Regions from separate parts of the Homo sapiens genome. Here regions 2, 3 and 4 are each linked to region 1. A link is a contact called in ENCODE Hi-C or POLR2A ChIA-PET data. All regions are on one chromosome and are shown on one strand. Each heading gives the region's core, a stretch centred on a gene start or an enhancer-like site at or near the end of the contact. The rest is flanking DNA. Distances are from core to core; before and after follow the strand shown.

Evidence for each region. Hi-C counts contacts between places; a loop is a spot of excess contacts on that map. ChIA-PET counts read pairs that join two places held with the same protein, here RNA polymerase II (POLR2A). Pooled maps may share reads with other maps.
Region 2: a pooled map shows a loop between it and region 1 (10-fold over the local background). The contact joins the enhancer-like site here to the promoter of ITM2C in region 1. A Hi-C loop is called at or near these places in 3 of 37 single-sample maps with no recorded cell type and 6 of 50 pooled maps. POLR2A ChIA-PET finds 5 or more read pairs at or near these places in 3 of 52 experiments (WTC11, activated B cell and activated CD4-positive, alpha-beta T cell).
Region 3: a pooled map shows a loop between it and region 1 (2.7-fold over the local background). The contact joins the enhancer-like site here to the promoter of ITM2C in region 1. A Hi-C loop is called at or near these places in 3 of 37 single-sample maps with no recorded cell type and 4 of 50 pooled maps. POLR2A ChIA-PET finds 5 or more read pairs at or near these places in 1 of 52 experiments (A673).
Region 4: a loop to region 1 is called in a pooled map, with 2.4 times the contacts of the local background. The contact joins the enhancer-like site here to the promoter of ITM2C in region 1. A Hi-C loop is called at or near these places in 2 of 37 single-sample maps with no recorded cell type and 3 of 50 pooled maps. POLR2A ChIA-PET finds 5 or more read pairs at or near these places in 1 of 52 experiments (PC-9).

The regions. Positions count from the first base shown.
Region 1 is chr2:230,863,480-230,866,658 of GRCh38, reverse strand. It overlaps ITM2C (integral membrane protein 2C), which reads right to left and starts at 1,717. Exons shown (of 6, transcript NM_030926.6): 1 at 1,514-1,717. The coding sequence starts at 1,633. RefSeq lists silencers at 518-617, 1,408-1,497, 1,598-1,967 and enhancers at 401-1,057, 1,058-1,716, 2,375-3,033.
Region 2 is chr2:231,660,297-231,663,475 of GRCh38, reverse strand. No RefSeq gene overlaps it. Among named protein-coding and RNA genes, the nearest start is that of PTMA, 47 kb to the left of the region's middle. RefSeq lists enhancers at 1-931, 864-1,158 and a silencer at 1,272-1,471. Within about 2 kb of position 1,460, at least 35 of the 41 ENCODE cell types and tissues checked have a DNase peak (open chromatin) inside an H3K27ac peak, as active enhancers do.
Region 3 is chr2:231,603,263-231,606,441 of GRCh38, reverse strand. No RefSeq gene overlaps it. Among named protein-coding and RNA genes, the nearest start is that of TEX44, 12 kb to the right of the region's middle. RefSeq lists silencers at 1,289-1,578, 1,709-2,008. Within about 2 kb of position 1,626, at least 35 of the 41 ENCODE cell types and tissues checked have a DNase peak (open chromatin) inside an H3K27ac peak, as active enhancers do; they include A673, where a contact is called at or near this core.
Region 4 is chr2:231,544,123-231,547,301 of GRCh38, reverse strand. All of the region lies in intron 3 of LOC105376787 (a long non-coding RNA gene), which reads right to left. Among named protein-coding and RNA genes, the nearest start is that of NMUR1, 15 kb to the right of the region's middle. RefSeq lists an enhancer at 1,202-1,401 and silencers at 1,410-1,704, 1,502-1,731. Within about 2 kb of position 1,686, at least 20 of the 41 ENCODE cell types and tissues checked have a DNase peak (open chromatin) inside an H3K27ac peak, as active enhancers do.

The DNA of each region.
Region 1 (3,179 bases), core at 468-2,967:
GAACCATCTTCTTCAAATATGGAGCGCCCCCTCCACCTAAGCTTCAGATGAAAAGGGGGGAGCTGCTCTCATGGGGTGCACAGCAACCCCCAACCTCGCCTAGGTGGTTGTTGAACTCTTGTGGCTCTGAGCCACTGGTTGCTGCAGTGACCACCATAAAAGGGCAGGGGGTTCTCAGTCTCCTGGCATTCCTCACTCAGGGTCTCTGCCCAGGCTGACACCCAACTCTGACGGCCCTCTCCGGCGCCCCCTCCTCCAGGGTCCAGGTCATCCTCTGCAGGCCCCTTAATGCCCCAGGCAAGACTGAACCTGAGCCACAAAACCTGGGGAGGGGGCTAGGCGTTCAGGAAGACTCTTCAGAAGCCTGCATCTGGAAGTGGGGAAGCAGTGGACAAAGACTTTCTCAGTCCTGCCTCAATGCGGGGTGGGGAGGCGGGGAGGACATGGGCTTGGTAAGCCACAAGACCGCTGGGGGCGGCGCCCACGTAGACACCTTTGCCAGGCACAATAAAACCTGGCTGGGCCAGCTCTCCCTCCCTCCCTGTCCCTGCCCGCCACGCGTTCTGCCCCCTGCGGGCCCTTCCCGGACACAAGGCACGCAGCTCAGACAGTTTTCCACGGCGGAAATGCCTTCTCTCCCCCCCGGCCAGAGGGAAAGTGGAGGAAGCCGGGGTAGGGGAGGGGGATGACAGGGGTGGGGGAACGCGCACAGAGCCCGGGGACCCAGGATGCAAGGGCACTGGGGCAGTTGGGAGCCCTCCCCGTGGGGTCGGGGGACAGCCCAGCGAGAGGCTGGGAATGGAGAAAAGAGAGGGGAGCAGGGAGGCCCAGACGGCAGGGCGTGGGGTGGGAAGGGGGCACCCGGCCTCGGACCCCCGACGTCCAGAGGCCGCAGCGCCGTCGGTTCTGGCTGATTTCCATTTCATCACTTTCTGGTCTGTCAATTCCGGTGCAGGCCAGCAGCACATCCTCTGTCCCTCGCAGCCCCCAATTTCGGAGGAAATCAACGGCCCCACCCTCTTCGTTGGTACCAGACCCCCCCACCCCCAATTCCCCAGCCAATCAGGTCCCACCGCCCTACTTTGGAAAAACTACGTCTAACCCTCCTCCCATCCCCCACCTGGGGACTCGACTCGCGGCTTTCCCAGTTGATTGGAACCAGACGCGTACCCCCCCACCAACATTCCTCGAACTTCTTCGGACCAGCCCCCTCCCCCTATAAGGCGGCGAGGGGGCCCCCACTTTTGGAAGAGACCTCGAGCACTTCTCCACCTGAAGACCAGAACCAGACGCCTCCCACTCTTCGGACTTCAGCTTTTGGCTGCCGCTTTAGTACGGGACTTAAGCCCCCTCCTCATTCTGGGATAAGCAACCATTCGAGACTTCCCAACCCTGCTCCACCCCGGGCTCTGGGGCCCTGACGCGCCTCGGGCAGTCCCCAGGGCCGACGGGGCGCGCCTGGGTCGTGAGCCTGGGTCCCCCGCCCCACCGCCTGAGCCCCAGACCCTCTCACCCTAGCCGGCGTCAGCAGGATCTCGGTGGCCGAGGCCGGCGCAGGGGCCGACGCCGACGCCTTGTCAGCCTTGTCGCCCTTGATGCCAGCCACGGCGGGCTGGAAGCTAATCTTCACCATGGCTGCGCCGGCCCGCGCGTCCGCCCCGCAGCCTCTGCCGGTGCAGCCTCGGTCTCTGCCTCCGCCGCTCCGAGCTCTGCAGGCACCGGAAGTTTGGATCCCGCTCGCGTCCCTCTCTCTAACCCCACCCCCAGCCCTCCCCGCCCCGTCCCCGCGGGAGGGCCCCGGCGCCCGCCGCGCCTGCGCCCCCTTCCCGCCCGCGGGGCCCGCAGTGACCCCTGCCGGGCGCGCCGCTCCGCACCTGGGGCGGGTCGGAGTTCCTTCTGCCGCTCGCTCGCACAGTCACTCACTCGCTCGCTCACTCACTCACTCACTCACTCGCTCACTCATTCATTCAGCCGTCACGCTCGGATCCGTTCTCCGTAGCATAATCCCTTCGCATTCCCTGTCCAAGGCCAGCATCCCCGCAACGCAAGTCTTTGTTAACCCAGTGTTTGCCAGGCAAATGCAGCTTCCAGACAACTCACCCGTCTCTCCTGCCCCACTTCAGGTCTTCCCCTTTAGAAACGCTGGAGCCTCCGCTCTACCTGTCCCCACGCCCCCCTCCTCCGACCTGTCCTTGGCGCGGGGAGGAGGCTTTGAGACAGGCGCCAAACTGCTGCCTCCGTCTTGCCTTCTGAAGCCATCCACGCCTCCTTCATCCTCCATCTTGCTTCTGCCTTCATTCTTTATTCCTGCAAAACCTTCCTGGGGGGTCCTGGGGTGCACGCTGGAGCCGCCTGGAGTGGAGAAGGGAAGGCCGCCCCTGCTCCCTGGCTCCTTCGTGTTGCTGCGACCTCAGTTATTGGGTGACCTCCTGAACTGCCCTTGTCTCACTCATCCAGGAGGACCCTGGCGAGAGTGGAGGGAAGACCCCCAGGGCGGGTGTCAGAGGCTCGGGTTCCACTCAAGACTCTGCTCCTCCCAAGTATCACGGGTACTGGGGAAGCAGGGGCTTCTGTTGCTGGGATGGCTGCTCTTGGCACTAACGCCCTGAATCTTTCCTCTTTGCTCCTGGTCCAGACTGGGCCAGGGACAGCGCCCAGCAACACACACAGGTTGTGCTGAGTGGTCCGCTTTGGTTCTGCTGTTGGGCTGCCAGTGGAGGGCAGGGGAGTCCGTCCGCTTCTTGAGGACAGTCCGGGGTCCTCCACTGATCTCTCTTCTCACCTTTCAGGTCTTTTGCAGCTGCCTTGGGCCCTTAGCGCCCACGTCCCAGACCCGGACCTCTTGGCTCAGATCTTGGATGAACCTAGCAACCTTGAGGACAGACAGGTGGGGAAAGAAGAAAGTCTAACTGATGCTAAGGCCACCAGCCTGGGGAACTGGGGGGAGGGAATGGGGAGGTGGAAGAAGACAGATGGTTTGGAGGAGACGAGGAGGAATCTGGTTTGGCACAGAGCCAGAGAGGAAGGTGTTATGGACTACCGCTCATCACCTGCTCCAGATCCCATGGGAAACCTGGTGTCTGGAGAAGGCAAGCTCCACGTCTTGCTTAGGCCACACCCCCAACATGCATTCCTTCACTCAGTGTTTTCCAAGCACCCCTGTGTGCCAAGCATTGTGT
Region 2 (3,179 bases), core at 211-2,710, 800 kb before region 1:
ACACACTCCTCTCCATGACCTGCCTCCTCTGCTTCCACCCACCATCCTCTCAAATGAGACTGAATGCCTCCCCAAACAGTCCTGGGCCCATTACCCTATTCCCTCTACCCCATGCCCTGGTCTCGGCTCACGGCTTCCTCCAGGCCGCTTCCCCTGTCATTGACAAGCCAAGCGCCTCCTTCACAGTGGTCTCAGGTTGTCCTAACTGCCTATTTCTAGGCGTTTCTCCCACTGGCTTCATGCTCTGCGTCACTATCACCGTGTGCGCCCAAGTGCAAAGTTGGGTCCAGGGCAGGAGCCAAAAAATCAGTGAAGAAAGAACGAAGGAAAGATTAAAAATTGCTTGGGGTGGTCGGCAGATTATGCTTTGCATGTAAACTGGGCAAGTGCAAATGAATCCAAAACAGGCCGGAAACAAGATCGTGTTCGCGGGCCACAGACAGCGGAGGCGGGGCTAGCACTCGAGGGTCCACGTACATCCCCGGGCCGCGCAAACAGCGGCTTCTGTGAACCACTACATTCCTGAATGCACGTGTCCGTGCACACCCGGACCTGTGCAAACACAAATGCGGACATTCTCGGGTCCAAGTACATCCTCGAGGTCGTGCACATACGAAAACATGGAAACCCGCGGGTTCGTGCATGCCAGAGTTTTGGTGTGCGTGCTAGGGAGTGTAAGCAAGGGTATGCGCACACTTCCGAGGTTGTGCACATACAGAAAGGCGCACGCCCCAGGGTTCTGCACACAGAAGGACGTGCACACCCCCGAGGTCAGCCGGCAGACCCTTCTTGAGGAGGTAGAGGCGCCTAATTCCCCCCATATTTGGGCAACGCTGCAAGCTCTAGGCGCCATCTTCGCTCCGCGGGCAGCGGAAGGACCTGCAGACAGCGAAGCCCTGGCGCTTGGGCATTTGTTGTGCCGGCTTCCGGGCGTCCATCACGCGGAAGCCGCGCCCCAGACGCGGGAGACGCGGCGGAGCACGAAATGGCGGGCGAGGGGCGGAGCGAAGGCGGCCCGGGGCGGAGCGGCCGAGAGCCTCGCCCACTCTTGACTCCAGGCTTGGCGCACCGCCTGAACCCTTGCGCAGGCGCACAGCACGGCGCGCGTTCCCGCGTTCCTTCCGACGCGCGCTAGAACACAAAGGGCTGGAGGGAAAGCACGGAGCGCTGCAAACTTGCGGAGCGGCTCGTGGTGTGGAGCGGCCTGGAGCGGACTCTCAAGGGCCGGAGCCGGGCTCGCCGGCACTGCGCTCGGGCGCAGGGTGGGGCGCGACACGGCACTGGTTCCCTTGCCCTCTCTCTCCGGCCGTGGCCGCCTCGCGGGCCGGGGTGGGCGCCCAGGGCGCAGGCGCCGGTGCGCGGGTGGGACCAGGAGCCTCCATTTTCCCTCGCACGCGCTAATGGCGCAGCTGGGCCCTCTTCCTCTGGCGGGGGTGAAAATTCCCCTCCGGGGAAGCCCGAGGCGCTCGCTCCCCAAACTCTTTCGTCGGTGCGCGTGCTTAAAGCGGGCGGATGAAGCGTTCTTGAAAGTGCCTACACCTTTTGAGATGTGATTCTGAGTTGTTCATAGAAAAAGAAAAGACATACCCTTCCGCAAATTCATCCCCATAGTTTGCAACTTTCTACTTCAAATTGGGGTTATGGATTTGGGGGAGGCAAAAATAAGTTTAAAAATTTCCATTAAAGAGATGTTCCTGTAAAACAATGATCAAGAAAATGTTTAAAAGCAAACCTTAGCCATAAAACTAATACAAGTTCTTGGTAGAAGTTTGTTTTTGAGACGGAGTTTCGCTGTCGTTGCCCAGGCTGGAGTTCAGTGGCGCGATCTCAGCTCACTGCAACTTCCGCCTCCCGCTTTCAAGCAATTCTGCGTCAGTCTCCCTATGAGCTGGGACTACAGGCGCCCACCACCACGCCCAGTTAATTTTTGTATTTTTAGTAGAGAAGGGGTTTCACCATGTTGGCCAGGATGGTCTCGATATATTGACCTCGTGATCTGCCCGCCTCAGCCTCCAAAAGTGCTGAGATTACAGGTGTGAGCCACCGCGCCCGGCCAGTAGAAATTTTTGAAAGAAAGAATGGTAGTGTTCACCTTCCGTTTGCAGTATGCCAGGCCCTGTTTTAAGTGCATTAACTTTCATAACCAGGTCCACGTGGAAGAACTGACACACAGAGATAAGTACAGAAGTACTTAAAGGACGCGAAAGGACGAATAGTCTTTTCCACCTTCCAGTACAGCCACTGTCTGATTCAGTGGCATGGTTCCTGCCAGCGCTCTTCCGTGCATTAGGAAGTTTGGTTCATGGTTTACATACATACTGGAGCAGTTTTTGCTTCTCTGGCAGAGCTGTGGTTGGGCAAATAGAAAAAAACTCAGCAGGCTCAGAGGAGCCGGTCAACTGCCAGTTTCTCACGGTCTCTGGGGAGAGCTAGGTCCCGGCCAGTTGAGAGACCACGTTCAAAGGTTAGAATGTTAGTTATCTGGTGACTTGGGATCCAGAATGCACATAACTCTTGTGATCAGGTCATGGGGTTGGAAGGAAAAGTATCCGTATTCCTCCCTCCCTTTATTTTTTCCTACAGGGTCTCAGTAGTCAGTAGCACATTCGCAGGTCACAATTACCTTTCAAGTTTCCGCAGCTCATTTGAGGATTATGAGGAACGGCATTTTTGCAGGTCAGAATGGGGTCAAAGTAGAAGGCAGAGGGCAGGGATCATTCGTCATTGATACCTGAAGCAGCTGAGATTTTAAGGTTATTAGCCTTGCCCAAATTCATAAACTAATAGCGGAGCAGAGATCCTTCATCCAAGTTGAGGTGTCTGACTTGCAACCTCAGTTTCCAAGTCCTTAAGGTCTATATGATCTTTTAATTGTGTCCATCCTTATTTCTCTTTTTAAAACTTTAACAAGGTGGCCGGGTGCAGTGGCTCACGACTGTTATCCCAATACTTTGGGAGACCGAGATGGGTGGATCACTTGAGGTCAAGAGTTCGAGACCACTCTGGCCAACATGGTGAAACCCCATCTCTACTAAAAAAATACAAAAAATTAGTGGGCATGGTGGTGCGCCGCCTGTAATCCCAGCTACTCTCAGGAGAGGCTGAGGCAGGAGAATGGCTTGAACGTGGGAGGCGGAGGTTGCAGTGAGCCAAGATCGCACCACTGCATTCCAGTCTGG
Region 3 (3,179 bases), core at 377-2,876, 740 kb before region 1:
GCTGGTCTTGAACGCCAGGACTCAAGTGATCTGCCTGCCTCGGCCTCCCAAAGTGCTGGGATTACAGATGTGAGCCATTGTGCCTGGCCTCTTCATAATTTCTTAACAAAGGGTCTCAAATTTTCAATTTGCACTGGGCTCCACAAATTACGTAGCTGGGCCTGCTCAGCAGCTCTGGTTCCTGGGCCCAGGACTGTTTTCTGAGGGATTGTCTGGGAGAGACTGGGGAACCTAGGTGGGACGTGGGCTCGGGTGCATCCTTGGACAAGTCCTGTAGTCCCTGCGCATCAATGTCCTTGTGCATGAAACAGGGATCATGGTGCCTGCTCCACCCAGACAGGAGAGGACATAGATCTGAGGCTTTTCCCAACTGCAGTAGGCGCCCTGGTGGTGGAGAGTCTGCAGATCTGGCAGTGGAGAGTCCCTGCCCTGGAAGCCAGGCTGGAGCTGCTTTTTCAGAGATGCCAGATGCCTCTCGCACTCAGACCCCCTGGTCAGGCTGTCAGAAGGCAGTCACTGACTGTTGAGGAGAGACGCTGCTATTCACAGGGATGGGCAGATGCCTCCCTGGGCCAGACGGACAAAGCATGCCCAGGCTCCTGGGTAGTCAGTTGGTTTGGATGTCAGTGCTTGGCCTGTTGGGCTGGGGGAGGTGGTGGCTCCCTGGAGACAGATCGTGAAGGGCCTGGATGTCACCCTGTAGTGACAGAGTGCTACTGGGGGAGGAGCCTGGGAGAAGCCTGGGTTGGTGGCATCACTGGGTCTGAGACCCAGTCACAGCGCCCCACGTCTTGAGCCACTGCCACTGGCAGGCCTGGACCAGCTCTCAGGCCCAAATTTAGGTCCCTGCTTTATCTTAGCACAGCTGATGGCCCTTCTGCTCCTGTAGCATCTTGTTTCTCTTACACCCCAGGTTGGAACCTCATCCTCTCTCCTCTACGGCTGATGCCGCCTGCCTCAGTTTACCCATGTATTGTCACTTTCACTCGTGCATTCACCCTCAGTCGACAGGGCTGGGGCCTGTTTCCCACACCGTCCCTCCATCGTTTTGGAACAAGTGTCCATGCATTTTATTCTAGCATTGCGGCCCAGAGGTTACGTAGCCCATCAGCTCACAGGGCTTCGGGAACAGGTGTCCAGGCGCTCGATGTCAGGGGTTCTGGGTGCTGGAGGCGCCTGGCAGCTCCCAAGGATCGGTGCTTGTCCTCAGTCCCATGAGAAGGCCATGCTGAGCGCCTACTGTGTGCTGAGGGCGGCGCTGTGGGCCGGGCTGCCGCACACAGAGGCCCCTTTCTTCAGGGAGTTTACTCAGGAGCACGTTTATAAATAGGACAAAGCCCGGCGGGCCAGGGGCCTCCCAGGCAGAAGTGGGGAGAAGGCCGGGCGTCCTCCTGGAGGGTGCCGCCCCGCCCCGCCCGGGCCCGCAGCCTTCCGGGGCTGAAAGGGCCTCTGTGTCCCGGCCCCCGCCTGCCCCGGGCCAGGAGCGCATTTCCTCAGCTGCGCCAGACCCTGGAGGCTCCGCAGCCCCTCTGGGGACAGACACAAATAGTTCCCGGCCCAGCTGCCCGGCCAGTTGCCTTGGGAACCAAACTCAATTGTCTGACGTCACTGGGCCGTCGCGCAGCAACCGGCTCAGCCTCTCCCTCCCCGCCCAGGCGTTGAGGTCACGGTCGCCATGGAGACGGCGGGGCCGGGCCTGCTGGGCCGGGCCTGCTGGGCCGGGCCTGCTGGGCCGGGCCTGCTGGGCCGGGCCGGGCTGGGGCTGGGGGTGCTCGGCCGGTCTTGCAGGCCCCGTCGGCCACCCGCGCCCTTGGTCCCGCCTCGGAGCCTCGGCCCCAGCTCCGGCCCCGACACGGGAGCTGCTCTTCCCTCGCGGAAGCGGTGCCGCCTGGCCCGCGGCAGCGCAGACGCCCTGCCTTGCCCTCAGGCTGGCCGGGCCGCCTGTGGCCGGAGAAAGCCCCATTGTGGCCTGAGTGCGCCCCGCAGCCAGTCGGGATTTCTCTCGCAGAGAGAGGCCTTTGTTCGCCTCACCCCATCTGACTGCCCCGTGCTCTGTCCCAGCCTCATTTGCTCCCCAAGCCCCAACCTGGGTTCCTGCTCTGGCAACAAGGAGCAGGTGGCAGCAAGGGGCGTTTTCGCGCCCCTCCCCCTAATCACCCAGGAAATCTCTGAGCTTGGCCACCTGCCCTGGGGGAGGAGACGCGAGGCCTGCGCACCCCACTCTGCTTCATCCCTGGTTGCTCTCCCCACTCCTGTGGCCCCTCCGCCGGCGTTTGTGCTGTGTGACATCCCTCTCCTCCACCGCTGCCTGGGGTTGGGGGCAGTCGGGGCAGTCAGGCCAGGCCAGGCCACCCCTGGGTGAAGAGGGCATTGGGGCCAGAAGGGTCTGCACTGACCACCTCCAAGTTTCTGTTCTTAGGCTGTTCCCGCCGCAGCAGAATATAAAGTGCTGAAGCCAGAACCCAGACTGGGACGCAAGGCCCAGAACCTGCGCAGGGGCCACCGGCAATCGGCCACCATGCCCCTGCCCTGCTGTGCCTCGACTTACCCATCTGCTGCTGGGGTAATCCTAACCATCTCTTACTGAGGGACCCTGAGTGCCTTGTTCAAGTTCAGTGTGGTGAGCCCATTGGTGGGAGGTGTTTTTCCTCCCCAAAGACTGTATTTTGAAAAGTACTAATAAAATACAGGAGGTGAGTAGCCAAGGCAGAATTTTAGGTGAATTCTATTTCCTCATTGTTTGACATTTAAAATTTAGAGATGCAAAGGAATATATTTGAATCCATGGGGTTGGGGGGATGAGTACAGAAAGATCTGAGTGCCTTGCTCTTTCCAAAGCACGTGTTTAAAGGAAGGTTCTGGTTGTGTGCAGGGCATTCACAGGCAAGTTTGTGTGTTGTGGGAGGCATACCCCGGGTCCCAGAACCTAGGTGTGGGCTCTGTGTGGCATTAGGCAAACATCGGACCCCATCTGGAGTCCTGGCCTATTTTTGTGGGAAAGGCAACTTTTATCTGCTGGGGAACCTTCAGATATAGGAGGGATGGGGGTTAGGACAGTGTCCCTTGCAGTGGGGGACTTAGGGGAGCCACAAGGGACAGGCTGCTTTGGGCCCCTCCTTCCCCTTTCTGGGAGCAGCCTGCTCTGACAGGATCCAGGCTGGGCCAACCAGGGTCCTTCC
Region 4 (3,179 bases), core at 437-2,936, 680 kb before region 1:
GGTGAAACCTCATCTCTACTAAAAAAATAAAAATCAGCTGGGTGCGATGGCTCACGCCTGTAATCCCATCACTTTGGGCGGCTGAGGCGGGTGGATCACGAGGTCAGGAGATTGAGACCATCCTGACTAACACGGTGAAACCCCATCTCTACTAAAAATACAAAAAAAAAATTAGCTGGACGTGGTGGCGGGCACCTGTAGTCCCAGCTACTCGGGAAGCTGAGGCAGGAGAATGGCGTGAACCCGGGAGGCAGAGCTTGCAGTGAGCCGAGATCGCGCCACTGCACTCCAGCCTGGGCGACAGAGTGAGACTTTATCTCAAAAAAATAAAAAATAAATAAATAAACGAATAAAAAATTAAAAAAATAAAAATTAACTGGATGTAGTGGTGCGCACCTGTAGCCCCAGCTACTTGGGAGGCTGAGGCAGGAGAATTGCTTGAAGCTGGGAGGTGGAGGTTGCAGTGAGCCAAGATTGTGCCATTGCACTCTAGCCTGGGCAACAAAGTGAGACTCTGTTTCAAAACAACAACAACAAAAACAAACAAACAAAAACTGGGTACTAGTTATTAGCTTGGCCTAGCCAAGTTGGCATGTAAAACTAACATCTCAGTAAAATATATAAAACATAAAATCAAAATCCTTATTATATGATCAACTCCTGCAATCTTTGAGCCAGCCTGAGGCTCTCTGGTGTTGTTGCTCTGAGCAACCCTGTATGTGAGTGTTGGGAACATTAACATTGACCAACTGTCTTTGGGTTGAAGATGAGGGCGTTTGACGGAGGCTGAACAGGGCTGAATTTGTGAAAGAATAAAATTCCGGGCATTCATTTCCCAATCTCTGCCTGGAGGCCAGTGGCGGAGGCCGTGTTGAGCCCATAGCTCTCCTCTCTGCCTTTTGACTCTTGGCCTGTGCTTAGGGTGGCGGTCAGTGAGTTCACAGCCAAAATGACAGGGGCCTCGCTGGGCAGAGGACGCCTCATTGCACTGGTCCCTGTGCCTCCTTTCCCCTTGTTATGGGCTGAGCTACATCACCCCCAAATTCCTGTGTTGAAGTGTTAACCTTCAGTACCTTGGAATATGACTGTATTGGGAGATAGGGCCTGAAAAGAGGTAATTACGGTAAAATAAGTTTACAGGGGTGGGCCTTAGTGCAATATGGCTCACGTCCTTATGAGAAGAGATTAGGACACAGATATGTGTGTGCACAGAAAGACCCTAAGAAGACCCGGGAGAGAGAAGATGGTCGCCTGCAAGCCAAGGAGAGAGGCCTCCGGAGAAACCAAATCTACCGATATCTTGATCTTGGACTTCAGTCTCTAGAACTAGGAGAAGATAAATGTCTGTTGTTTATCCACCCAGCCTGTGATATTTTGTTGTGGCAGCCCTGGCAAATGAATACACCTCTTCTGTGAGGGGCCAGAAGGGTGTTCCTGGTTCCCTAATTTCAAGTCTTGGCTGTGCAATCTTTGCCTTCTCTTAATCGGAGAGTTGAAGATCACAGTCAAGGAGTCTGACCCTTCCCACAGACTCTGCTGAACTCTGCCCCACACCCTTCCGTAAACTCATTTGTCTCAGTCTTGGTGGTTTGTGTGGTCAGATACAGCCCAGCCACAGGAAGAGGCAAAATAAGCTTCAGGGGAAGTGAACACGTCCCACACAGCTTGCCTCTGGGGTAAGGGGCAGTGACAGGGCCTGACTGTTTAACGGTCCCTGCTACTGTTCCCAGGCCTGAAAATGTGTGTCAGCCTGTGTGCAAATCACATCAGGTGGATGCCTGATGGCTGAGGACAGCTCTGTGGCTGTTCTTGACTTTGCTCCACGCCTTGGGCAGTCAGCCAGGGGGACAGCACTCCTGGCCAGTTTCCCTACAGACAGGGCTCAGGGTCAGCTCTACCCCAAGGGGTTTCTTGATTTCCAGCCCAACAAGGGGGATTGCTGTGGCTTGGGTTTCTTCAAAAGGAAGACCTGGAAGCATGAACTTGATGAAATCGTTTATTTGATACGTAAGCCCAGAAAGCATGGTGAGGGGGTGGAGGAAGAGAGATAACGAAGAGAAGAAAGAAAATGAAGTGTGCATTCTGGCTGGGCCCGGTGGCTCACGCCTGTAATCCCCGCACTTTGGGAGGCCGAGGTGGGCGGATCACGAGGTCAGGAGATCCAGACCACCCTGGCTAACACAGTGAAACCTCATCTCTACTAAAAATACAAAAAAAAAAAAAAAAAAAAAATTGCAGTGGCCGGGAGCGGTGGCTTACGCCTGTAATCCCAGCACTTTGGGAGGCCTCGACGGGCGGATCACGAGGTCAGGAGATCGAGACCATCCTGGCTAACATGGTGAAACCCTGTCTCTACTAAAAATAGAAAAAATTAGACAGGCGTGGTGGTGGGTACTTGTAGTCCCAGCTACTTGGGAGGCTGAGGCAGGAGAATGGCGTGAACCTGGGAGACGGAGCTTGCAGTGAGCCAAGATCACGCCACTGCACTCCAGCCTGGGCGACAGAGCAAGACTCCATCTCAAAAAAAAAAAAAAAATCGCCAGGCATGGTGGTGTGCACCTGTGGTCCCAGCTGCTTGGGAGGCTGAGACAGGAGAATGGCGTGAACCTGGGAGGCGGAGCTTGCAGTGAGCCGAGATCGCGCCACTGCACTCCAGCCTGGGTGACGGAGCGAGACTCCGTGTCAAAAAAAAAACAACAGAAAATGAAGTGTGTATTCATTCCCAGGCCAGTCAGGACTATGGGCAGGCAACACGGTGGGGACCCCCTGAGATACCCTGTGGAACATGGCTTAGAATTGTCCCGCCCAGGGACAAGGAAGCTGTGGTGCATTTGTTACCTATTTTTATTTTTATTTATTATTTATTTTTTGAGACAGGGTCTGGCTCTCTTGCCCAGGCTGGAGTGCAGTGGCGTGATCTCAGCTCACTGTAACCTCTTGCCTCAGCTGCCAGAGTAGCTGGGATTATAGGCATGTGCCACCACACCCTGCTAATTTTTGTATTTTTGGTAGAGACAGGGTTTCACCATGTTGGCCAGGTTGGTCTCAAACTCCTGGCCTCAAGTGATCCACCCGCCTTGGCTTCCCAAAGTGCTGGGATCATAGGCATGAGCCACTGTGCCTGGTGTATTTTTAAAAACAGTTTTATTGATACATAATTCACATACCCATCGAAAGTG